Regions from separate parts of the Homo sapiens genome. Here all the other regions are linked to region 1. A link is an interaction called in ENCODE POLR2A ChIA-PET data of the cell type or tissue named here. Cell type or tissue: MCF 10A. All regions are shown on one strand.

Region 1 (4,000 bases):
TTATATTAGAAGGGGAATTGGAACTATTGGTATTTTACTTGTTAGAAGGTAAGGAGAAGTATAAAACATTTCTGTCTCCTTTTGTTCTTACCTTTGTATCTTTACCAATGGTACTTAATATAGTTTCAGTTTATAGCTGCTTTCTCAGTGAGACTCCCAAACTGCTTGGCTTCTGAAAACTTAGAGTACTTACATTATTTTGTATATGGCAGCTTAGGGGTTCTCAGAAATTTGAAAATATAGTAAGATAAATGTGAGAAAACGTGATTAAGTCAAGAAGACTATACTTCAAATCTGAGTTTGAAGTTTAATACAAACCTTTGTTTCAAATTATATCAACTATGTAGGATAACCAGGCTTGTTTTCTGGACCAAAACCTTCTTAAATTTACAATTCATCTGGCTTCTGGTTTTGTCACCTTTAAAATGCAAATTTTTAATTTCCTCCATGATACTGTACTTAGATGTCTGTTTAAGGACAAATGATATTTTTCCATATCACTTTGTGGTATTTGGAGATGAGTAATTTTAAGGGTGTAACTATTAGGCAGAAAAATAGTTGGCTGCTCAGTAAATACTTTTTTGTCTCCCAAATTTTGATAGGAATATATTTATGGCTTTAGTAACTTATTTTCTTGCTTTCAAATGTCTCACATTTGGCCATAGATAGATTCCACAAATTTCTTTTTTTTTTTTTTTTTGAGACGGAATTTTGCTCTTGTTGCCCAGGCCTGGAGTGCAGTGGCTCATCACAACCTCTGCCTCCCGACCTCAGGTGATCCATGCGCCTCGGCCTCCCAAAGTGCTGGGATTACAGGCGTGAGCCACCGTGCCGGGCCTAGATTCCACAGATTTCTTCTTTGTGTCCGGAGAAGGTTTAAATCAAACCCCAGAGGCCACAAGAGACAAAAATTTTTCAGCTTTAACTTCTTGTGGTTACTAGTTTGATTCCTTCATCTTTATAGCCAAGTGTAAAACTGCCCTTAAATGTTTTAATACAGTCACCATTTTTGAGTGAGCCTGTTGGTTCCACTCCTAGAGAAGAGGGAGGAACTTATACACTTCTTTGTATGGTAGAAGTGTTAATGATATGGAGCTCATTTACTCCCTTTCCAGCGTATCATTCTCCCTAATTTGGGGTTTGATCGACTTAGGCCTAACCCTCTCTCTGTTTTCCCTATTTCTTTGGTGTCATGAAATCTTTCCCTACTTGTATCTTTGGCCACTTTAAGCCTTTAACGTTTAGAGAAGAGGCTTATCAGTAGAAACATCCTTGAGCAAAGGAAGAACTTATAACTACTTAAAAAAAAAACCCTTTTATTGAAATATACCATACAATTCACGAATTTATGATGTGTAATTCAGTGGTTTTTGATATTTTCAGAGTTGTACAACCATCACCACAATCAATTGTAGAACATTTTCATCTCCCTCAAAAGAAACCCTGAACTCACTTGTAACTACTTTTTTTTTCCTTTTTTTAAATTATACTTTAAGTTCTAGGGTACATGTGTACAACGTGCAGGTTTGTTACATATGTACACATGTGCCATGTTGGTGTGCTGCACCCATTAACTCATCATTTACATTAGGTATATCTCCTAATGCTTTCCCTCCCCCCTCCCCCGACCCCTAACTACCTTTTAAGACAAATTTAGGACTATAATGCCCAGGAGAAAAACCTGGTAGGAGGTTGGATTAAGTCCTACAGTTCTAGGCCACAAATGTCTACCTTTTTTTTTTGAGATGGAGTTTTGCTGTTGTTGCCCAGGCTGGAGTGCCATGGCGCAACGTCATGTTGCTCACTGCAACATCCGCCTCCCGGGTTCAAGCGATTCTCCTGCCTCAGCCTCCTGAGTAGCTGGGTGGGCATGCACCGCCACGCCCGGCTAACTTTGTATTTTTAGTAGAGACGAGGTTTCACCATGTTGGTTAGGCTGGTCTTGAACTCCTGACCTCAGGTGATCCACCCACCTCGGCCTCCCAAAGTGCTGGGATTACAGACGTGAGCCACCGCACCTAGGCCACAAATGTCTACCTTAAAGCTAAAACAAACTTCATTTGTTGTAGTTATTGAATGGGTGTTTAGCTAAATTTGACTTTGCCAGTGGTAAATTGGGCACATTAGTAGCCACAAACATATCTACCCAGTTGTAATTCTTAGTGAACTAATAAACAAAACGTGTAGACTTTAAGAATGTAATGTGAATGATATTGCAAATATGAGTCAGCTAAAGATTTGAGTCCCCACCCCCACTGGAAAAATTTCCTTCCCTTCCTATGGTTATAGGGTATGGTTTTAAACATGCAATCTAAACTTTTAAAAGAGCGAAATGAGTAGAGAATTACCTTTGAAAAACATTAATAAACATTCTCTATTAAAAGCCAGGGCCTGAAATTTCCTTTTTTTTTTAATCTCACTCTGTCATCCAGGCTGGCATGCAGTGTTGCAATCAAGGCTCCCTGCAGCTTCCACTTCTTGGGCTCAAGTGCTCCTCCCTCCTCAGCCTCTAATAAATTGTAGGGATGCGGTTTCTCAGTATGTTGCCCAGGCTGGTCTTGAACTCCTGGCTTCAAGCAGTTCTCCCGCTTTGGCCTCCCAAAGTGCTGGGATTACAGGCATGGGCCAGTGCACCTGGCCTGAATTATTTTGTTGAGACACTGATAAGAAAAATTAAGAGAAAATTATTAAACCTTAATTTTATTCTTTCTCTGTTTCTAGGGTAATTTTCTTTATGACCTGTTGGCCTAGACTTAGAGTATTAGAGTATTTCAGGTTGATAGATTAGTGAAAAATGTGTTTACTGGTTTACATTTATAAGTGGGTAGAAATCTGCCAGTGGGGGAATTTTCTCTTGGGTAAAAAAATACAGGGCTGGGCATAGTGGCTCGTGCCTGTAATCCCAGCACTTTTGGGAGGCCTAAGTGGGCGGATCGCTTGAGGTCAGGAGTTCAAGACCAGCCTGGCCAACATAGCGAAACCCTGTCTCTACTAAAAATATAAAAATTAGCTGGGCATGGTGGCAGGCGCCTGCAATCCCAGCTACTCGGGAGGCTGAGGCAGGAGAATTGCTTGAACCCAGGAGGCAGAGGTTGCAGTGAGCCGAGATCACTCCATTGCACTCTAGCCTGGGCAACAGGCTCAAAAAAGAAAACAAACACAACAACAACAACAACAAACAACAACAACAAAAAAACAGTGTAAACTATTTGATTAAAAAAAATGAACCCTGTTTAAATGCTGTAATGGGACCTTTTTGTAGACTTTTGTAACCTTTCATTGTTGCCTTAATTGGACCCCATTAAGGTTGGCTGTAGAAAAGGATAAGGGAAAGCCCGTGCCCCTAAAATGAAAGTGCTAATTAGGTTTCTGGTGTTCAGGGTTTTTTGAAGCCTATGCGTGTACTTCTTTCCAAATGCCATCTATAGGTTTGAAAAACTACTAACCTAGGAGTACCTTGCTTTCATCCTTGGACAGTCCTCTCAGTGTTGAGATTGTTGTGCAATTTTTTTTTCTCTAAGAGAATTTGGTATTTTCTAATATACCTGTTATAGTACAGATCATTGGCAGCCTCAAAAAAAAAAAAAGATGGAATGAAGGTTGGGAACTGGAGGGCTACACATTCTCAAATTTAAGTTTGGGTCTCTTGAAGGGGACTCACCAGAGGGCGTACCGACAAGTCTCTTTGGGGTGAGTGGGTGGGTGAGTTGATACCTTGGGAAAGCCATATTCTTAGGCTGCTGCCATTGACTTTTGATTATTTAAAGTTTGAGATACTAATAACTGGATTTATAAAATCCAGATTGTGAGAAACTTGTTTTAGACATAAGAATGGTATGCAATTGAGAAGTATTTCTTAAGTATTTATTAACTGCTGTGTCCTTGCATGGGATTAAAGAGGAAAAATTAATATGAAAATTAAATGAAAATTGTAAATAAAAATTAAATGAAAAATTAAATTGTACACTTCCACAAATTCATTCAGAAATGTTTCTTTTTC
Region 2 (4,000 bases), 160 kb before region 1:
CAGACTCAGTGATCATCTCAGCAGCTGTCTCAGCAGAGCCAGAGCTCCGCTTCTCCCTGGAGGCTCTCGAGGTGGGGGAAGGAGAACACACATTAGAGGGGACATTTTTGAGCCCAGCTGCCCCTCACAGTGTTCCCTTGATAGGCCACTCTTCCCCTTCTTCCTTCTCTTGGCCTATCCTTCACCATATTTATCCTTCAGGGAACCTGGCACACAAATCAAAGTGTTGTCTTTCTGTTTGGAAGGGAAGCCTTCTTCTTTAAAAAGTAACCTGACATCACCAGCCCTGGCCGGAATTGTTGATGCCCAGATAGAGTTGGCCTCCCCCAGGCTCATCTGTCCTGAGTACCCTTCTCCTCTGCTATGTAGCATGACCCAATCTACTCCCTTTCCCAGGGTAGGACTAGGGCAGCCTCTCCAGATTCTTCTTTGTTACTCCCATTGCAACAAAACAATGTGGTGGGCTCAGAATGAAGGTCGACATTGCTTTTCTGCTTTTCAGCAACTGTCTATTGCTGTTTCTGGGGCTTCTGAGAGAAAGATTTGTGGGACCCTCAGAATTCACTCCTCCCCAGGGCAGAACCTTCAGTAAATTCTGTTGGTGGTGTTCCATCCAACATTTCTTGATCAGCTAATATGTGTATGGCACTGGGCTCTGTAACACAGTCTCAGCCACCTCACCTCCAGGAAGGAAAATCTTGCTTAGGAACGTTGGGCTCAGATAGTGAAGCAGGCTTGTAAAGAGAATTTCCTGCGTGGAAGATCACCATTCCTTGTCTTGCATGGGTTTTTGTCTCATCCACTCAACATACAAATGTTTATTAAGGATCTGGCATGTGCCAAGCACTATGCGAGGCCCTGAGGATAAAAGTGTGACCAACACTGGTCTTAGACCCCCAAAGAACTCACAGTCTAAGACAGACAAATGACATTTTTTTTTTTTTTTTTGAGACGGAGGCTCGCTCCGTCACCCAGGCTGGAGTACAGTGGCGCAATCTCGGCTCACTGCAAGCTCCGCCTCCTGGGTTCACACCATTCTCCTGCCTCAGCCTCCCGAGTAGCTGGGACTACAGGCGCCCGCCACCACGCCCGGCTAACTTTTTGTATTTTTAGTAGAGATGGGGTTTCACCGTGTTAGCCAGGATGGTCTCGATCTCCTGACCTCGTGATCCGCCCGCCTCAGCCTCCCAAAGTGCTGGGATTACAGGCGTGAGCCACTGCGCCCGGCCAACAAGTGACAAATAATTATAACAGTGTGACTAATACCATAGCAGAGGTACATACAAAGTGCAGCTGGGAAGAGGTTGAGAAAGATTCAGAAAGGGAGGAAGGGGGGAAAGAGAGGTAACATTTTTGACAGCCTGGGCAACATAGTGAGACCCTATCTCTACAAAAATAAAAAATTAACTGGGCATGGTGGCACGAATCTGTAGCCCAGCTACTTGGGAGGCTGAGTTGAGAGGATCCCGTGAAGCCCAGGAGTTCGAGGCTGCAGTGAGCTATGATCTTATGATCACACCACTGTACTCCAGCCTAGGTGACAGATTGAGAGCCTGTCCCTAAAAATACAAACAAAAATGGTTTTGAGTTAACAGCCATGTACCAAGTACTGTGCTAAGTACTCGATCTACATCACATAATTTAATCCTTATGATAATCATGTGAGCTGAAGATTAATAATTTACCAAAGGTCATACAGCTGGTCAGTGGCTGACAGAGCCTAAATGTGAATTTAGGATTGTCTGAGGCCAAAGTCAAACCTAGAAGTGGGCATTGTAAACTGCTGGCATCTTGCAGCAGACAATGAGAAGGGCAGTCCAACAGAAGGATCAGCATGTGCAACAGCCTGGAGGAATGAAAGAGAAGTTCACTTCAGAGAACTAGTTCACCAAGGCCCAACATGCCAGAGGGAAAATGGAGAATGATGAGGCCTTAGAAGTTAGAGCCAGCTCGCAAAGAGCCTCGAAACACTATGCTGAAGAAACCTGGACTCAATCCTGTGGACAGTGAAAAGTTTCTGAGGGTTTTATACAAATGGCAACACGGTAATAGCTAACATTTATAAAGCACTTACCATTGGCTAGGCCTCATAATAAGAGCCTGCATGAATTATCTCACTCAATCCTGACAAAGACCCAATGAAATAGTATTATTTTATTCCCACTTTTCAGATGAGGTAATTATCATTTGGAGGGGTTCAGTAATGTGCTCAAGATCATAGACTGGCCTGGGACAGAAGCTTGGCTCTATGTGACTCCAGAGCCCATGCTTTTAACTAGGACCAAGAGAATTAACCCCACGTCCCTGAAGCACCTATATCAGATTACAATGAGTCACTTTCTCTGCCTCTAGAATGGCACTAGTTGCACAGTGAGCTATGATATGATTGCACCACTGCATTCCAGCCTAGGTGACAGTAAGAACCTGTCCCTAAAAAAGAAAAATTAAAAATTTTTTTGAGTTAACAGCCATATTGAGGTACTGTGCCAAGTACTCTATCTACATCAGATAGTTTAATCCTTATGATAATCCTGTGAGTTAAAGGTTTGCTCACAAGAGGAAGATTGACATTGCTTTTCTGCTTTTCAGCAACTGTGTATTGCTGTATCTGGGGCTCCAGAGCATGGGGCTCTAGAGTCACATAGAGCCAAGCTTCTGTCCCTGGCCAGTCTGTGACCTTGAGCATATTAGTGAACCCCTCCAAATGATAGTTACCTCATCTGAAAAGTGGGAATAAAATAATACTATTTCATTCTTGGGAGAAATGAGAAAATGGCCAGACCCTGAAATCCCCTTCTGTGTTGTGTGGTTCAGACAAGGGCTGCACTACCCTATGTTGTCTCGCGATCTGCACTCTAGGTGCCTGTGGGAGCAGGAACTGGGGCACGGGTTCACCAGCAAGAGTAGTTAGAAACAATTCTGCTCTCTGATAAGAAAATAACAGGAGGCAGACTGAGGTCTAGCCCAGGGCCTGGCACATGGTAGGGGCTCAATAAATAGTTTGTGGAAGGGAAGGAAGGACCATGCGGTTGAAGAAGAGATTAAGAAGTGTTTCAGAGGTGAAACGACTAGCCTTGGGGACAGAGGAGATGAGATAAGGTGTATGGTAGAAAATTCAGCATTCCCTCCCGACGTTCTGTCTCATTCTCTGAAATTTCTTCTCCATCACGCACTTCAGGCTGCGATAACGAGGTGGAGTGTAGAATCCGACGAACGTCCTCTACCCCGGGGCGGGTGGAGGTTACCTGGCTGCGGCGGGGAGGTGGGCAGGCGGCAGGGAAGGCGGGGCAGCAGGGCGGGGCCCGGGGCGGGAGGTGTGGCCGGCGGGCGCGGGCCTGTGATTGGGACTCCGCGAGAGGGCCTAGGATTGGAGGGCCCAGGCAGAGCCCGCGAGGAGGTGACGCGGCTGCGGAGGTGACGCGGGAGGTCGCGCGCCCCTTCCGGCGCGGGGAGGGCGCTGAAGATCGGGGCCGCTCGGCCGCAGGCCGCCTCCAGCGCCGCGGGATGTAGCGCGGGGGACCGCGGCCCCCAGCAGAGCCCGCCTGCCCGGCTGTAAGTCTCCCAGGGGCTGCGCGGTGGGCAGGGACTCGGCGGGAGCGCGGGGACCCCGGGGGCCCCGACCCAGGCCTGCGGAGGAGACAGCTGTTGGGGGAACCCGCTCCGACTTGCCAGGGGGCTCGGGCCCCAGCCAAGGAGCCGCCTGGCCTCCAGGCATCCAGCCGGTCAGGTTGTAAACATTTCCGGCCCCTCCCACTGCGCGCCGCCTCCGAGGCGGCCTAGGTGCGGTGGGCGCTCGTCCCCGGCTGTCCCCCGACTCCCGGCAGTCCTGTGAGTGCTGCGCCTTTAGCCCCACGGGGTGGAGATGCATGGGTTCCCCAGATCGGGACCAGAGAGCCAGAGTTAAGCCTGGCCCCGAGGCCGCCGCGCGTGGGGAGGGAGGGCTGCGGGCCTAGGTCGCGAACCGCCTCTCAGCGGGGAACAGCCGCATTGGGTTGCCAGG
Region 3 (4,000 bases), 150 kb before region 1:
TTTTCCACTTCAGAGTCTGGGACGCTTGGCATCGAGTAGGAGAGCTGAGGCCCTATATACTGTAGTTCGGTGATTTCAAACATGTGCCTTTGCTTTGATTCATATTTCTCCAACAAAGCTGTGAAATTATCCTGCCTAAGAGACAGTAGATAGGGGAAAAATGGCTGTATTCTTTATCTATACTGCTAGACTGGTCTTGCTTTAGGACAAGAATCAAGCTAGGTATGGATAGAGGCTACCCATAGACTCTCTAAAGGCCCAGGAACTAAACTCTTAGAAACTTTGTGTCTTTGCCTCCAGGAAAGGTGTGCCGTAGCCTGGAAAACTTGGGAATTGGTTCACAATATAAATGTCTCCAAAAACTATAAGTGAAATAACTCTCCAGCTAACTGGCTGGTGATTAAAAATCAATCTTTTCCCCATGTTTGGCACAGGATTATCTTATTTATAGGAGTACAAACAACCTCCCTGCTCCACAGCTTTACTCTCTAATATCCTAGGTTTACCCAGTTGGAAAGCTTAGTGGTAAAGGTTTATTAGCTTGAGTTGAAGAAATCTCATCAAAAATGCACTCAGTCGAGTTTGGCTCAAATATAATTTGCAGTATTGGGTGTGGCAAGCTTGAGGGGAAAGGCATTTCCTCTAAAATACGTAAGGACATAGAAAGCTGGCAGAAGGTTGGCTCACCTAGGATCGTTCTAACACCTTAGGGGTTTGTTCTGATTTTACACCATAGACTAAAACACACTTGTAATTCTCCATTGTTTGTGAGTGATCCACCCCATAGAAGTGGTATTTTCAGATCCTAGTATTATTTGCTCTTCTTTCTTGCCAGACGTCCGATCCCTATCTCTCCCTTTCCTGTCTCTGTGTTACTACAGTTTAGAAGACCAAACTGGACAATGGACTTTGCTCACTATGATGACATGATCTCCATTGACCTCCATTGTATGTACTTTAATGCATGATGATATATTTTGTATGATGAGTTGTAGCTGATGGCTGGTTTGTGAGTTAACTGGGGTCTCAGGTTTTGGTGACTCTGGGTCTAGAAGATGTAGAGAGGTGGTATAGGAGCTAGTGATAGAGGAGCTAGAGGGAATCGGAAGAACTAATAGTAAATGATTTGGACTGAAAAAGGAAAAGACTTTGATGATAGCCAGAAGACTTGAGGGCATAAAAACTTTTCAGATCAAATGATGAAATTAGTAAGAATGCCAATCTGGATTCTGCACATGATCTTTGGACCCTAATTGCCCAACTTAAATTTTCTCTATATTATTCTCATTGCCTCTAGTAAAATAGTTACATAGCACTCAAAGTTACTAAATTTAGTGTGTGACCATTCTAGTTGAGGGGTTCTCTCCCTCCACTGCCCTCCTGGAGCAATCAAATTGTATCACTTATTTTTGTGCATATCACAAACTACCTATGTTATCTGGCTCTTTGAAAACAATACTATAACTTGTTCAACTTGTATTTTGCACAGTGTCTTGTATTTTGCACAGTGTCTTAGAATGCCTTAGGGTGCTAGTCCTAAATACACTTGCTAAATATTCAATGAATGTGTTGACTTACTCTGGGGAAAGGGATAAGAGAAGCCACCACAAGCACAAGAAAATGCACATAAGCCCTTATCTAAGTGGCTAGAAGCTAAGTCATATGCTGGCAAGCTGGAATCTGCCCCATTCATTCATTCATTTTGAAATGGGTTCTAACTAAAATAAAGTATATTTATTATTTTATGATCCATGTATTGCATCTCAGAACCAGAATTTTGTTTTGTTTTGTTTTGTTTCTGCCCTGGTAGCCTGATCTAAGTTACTTCCAACAGTAACTTAGTAAGTAACAAGCTAAGTGTGCCCCTCTTTTCAGATTTATCTAAGATGCCCAAAAATATTTATGTTTTTTGCTTGTGATATAAAGTTGTTTTTTGGTTTTTTTTTTTTTGCTTGCGATATAAAGTATTTTTTAGTAAAGCTGCTGATTCAGTAGTACTTCACTTTGAGGAAATATGTTTTGAGGTCAGCCTATTGAGAAAGATTTCCTTGTGTCCCTCTCACACGGGTTGCCCATCCTCGAGGTTTTCATAGGCTTCCAGCTTCCTGTTCTCCTTAGCTCAATTGTTCACTATGACTGTGTGCTGGCATCTCGTCAGAGTCTTGCACATTTAAAGGAAGAGGAACTGTCTATGTGTTGACACCATATAAAGGTCTGCTGTATAGCAAGTTATTGTTTTTGTCTCTCTTGGACTAGATTGCCGGTTGCTTTCAACTGTGCTTGTGGGTTGAGCATAGCATGACTCATGACTGTTTAGAAGCTTGAGGATTGCCCTTACCTGATGTGTTAGTAAGTGTTCTCCAGAAAGCACCAATAGGATACATACATATGGATAGAGATGGGATTTATTCGGGGAATTGGCTCATGAGATTATGGAGGCTAAGTCCCACACTATGCCATCTCAAGCTAGACAATGAGGAAAGTCCATAACTGGTTCAGTTTAAGGCTGAAGGCCTGAGAACCCAAGGGGCTATTGGTGCACGTCCCGGAATCCCAAGGCAGGAGAACCTGGAGTTTCTGATGTCCAAGGGCAGGAAAAGAAGGGTGTCCCAGCTCCAGGAGGGAAGGAGGGGGAGAGACAGAGAGAGTTAGGGAGTCAGAGAAAGAGATTTATAATCCCTGAGAAGGAATTGTGATTACTCTTAGATAAAAAAGAACTGACACAAGATATCAAAGATATTTGTATATAGTGAATAGCCATGGATGATATAGTGTCTCCCTCAGGAGCAAAGTTATGTTTACTGCCCAATATAAAAGATTGGGGCTCCCTAAGCTTAAGTTTCCTCTCCCGGAATGCAACCCACTCCATGTGCAGTTGTTACCTGGCCCTCCCTGCATTGCAATGTGGTTATTTGGGTTTGGGTGGGGCTTGGGTAACCAATGCAAGAAAATGCTAATATTCTGGCTACTGCTATTGCTATAACTAATAAAGTCCTTTGTATGGGGGTAGAGGTGGGGAGAGAACTAATAATTTACAGCATAGTGGAAATCTTTGGAAACTTTCTCCCTCTTTCCCTCTTTTTTTATTTGCATTTCCCTGAGGCCTGTTTAAAGACTACTGTGAAAATCCAACCCAGGAAAACCTAAAGTGTCTGAGATTTTTCCTAGAAAATGGAATTCTGGGTTTTTCTGATTTTGTGTGTGCCTGTCTCTAGTTTCTGAAATACTCATTTGAGTAGGGCTTAGATTATGGGTTGTGGTGGTTGAAACAAGTTATTGTGGAGCTGGTTATTAGGTATGTGTGTGGCAAAGGGTAAATTGGGGCTGCCTCCTTGTCTTCACCTTCCTGCTTCCAGGTAAGTTCTTGCTTGCTTGCAGGACAGATTGTGATGAAAGCTTGTTATCCCAGGGTTGAACTCAGGCTATAATCCTGTAATAGAATTAGTAGACTTCGCAGAGAAATTAACCACTAGGCATCTGTCCCACAACCAAGTTCCTTTTGTATGTATGACACATTTATCAGAGCATTTGTAGATAAGGTCTAACTGAGTTCAGTTGGCATTTAATTCATTTCTAAGCCTGGATGATCTTGTAGTAATTGCAGCCAGATGTTGGCTTTATATTTTTATTCCTCGGTCTCAGAGCTAGGCCTTTCTTGGGCAGAGTGAGCTTTGGGAGTGATAGATGAGATTCTTCTCACTAAATGGTTCCATACCTGTGGGAGGGAGTTGAGGGTGGGTAGCTGTTTTTCTATGGTGACAGTTTGGTGCAGTAACCATAGATCATATGAAAGCAAGCAACTAGGTGTTACATTTTCAGCCTTACCTATAAGATTAGTGAGGTTCTGGGTAAAGGTTGACATTAAAGAGGGAGGACAGGAATAGATTTCATTTAAGCAATTAACTGGCCTTTAGAATTGGGGACAGGATATGAGTTGATTAGCTTCTTATTCAGTATTAGAGTATAGAAATGAAACTGTAAGAGGAATAAATTGTCAATC

What was found. Peaks named below come from ENCODE experiments on the same cell type or tissue, not always from the same donor. Only the 100,000 strongest peaks of a DNase experiment are listed, where the experiment ranks them.
Region 2: POLR2A ChIA-PET joins it to region 1 with 5 read pairs; 5 of 35 experiments call an interaction of 5 or more read pairs at or near these places.
Region 3: POLR2A ChIA-PET joins it to region 1 with 9 read pairs; 6 of 35 experiments call an interaction of 5 or more read pairs at or near these places.

What each region holds. Positions count from the first base shown.
Region 1 is chr1:202,801,566-202,805,565 of GRCh38, reverse strand. The region is part of intron 1 of KDM5B (lysine demethylase 5B); the gene reads left to right. Among named protein-coding and RNA genes, the nearest start is that of KDM5B, 4.9 kb to the left of the region's middle. In MCF 10A, no CTCF peak of the experiment used is centred here; a DNase peak (open chromatin) is centred at 2,455.
Region 2 is chr1:202,957,737-202,961,736 of GRCh38, reverse strand. It overlaps ADIPOR1 (adiponectin receptor 1), which reads left to right and starts at 3,425. Exons shown (of 8, transcript NM_015999.6): 1 at 3,425-3,552. RefSeq lists silencers at 2,847-2,896, 3,197-3,756. In MCF 10A, a CTCF peak has its summit at 3,576; DNase peaks (open chromatin) are centred at 2,336 and 3,356.
Region 3 is chr1:202,951,189-202,955,188 of GRCh38, reverse strand. All of the region lies in intron 1 of ADIPOR1 (adiponectin receptor 1), which reads left to right. Among named protein-coding and RNA genes, the nearest start is that of ADIPOR1, 5.1 kb to the left of the region's middle. In MCF 10A, no CTCF peak of the experiment used is centred here; a DNase peak (open chromatin) is centred at 2,188.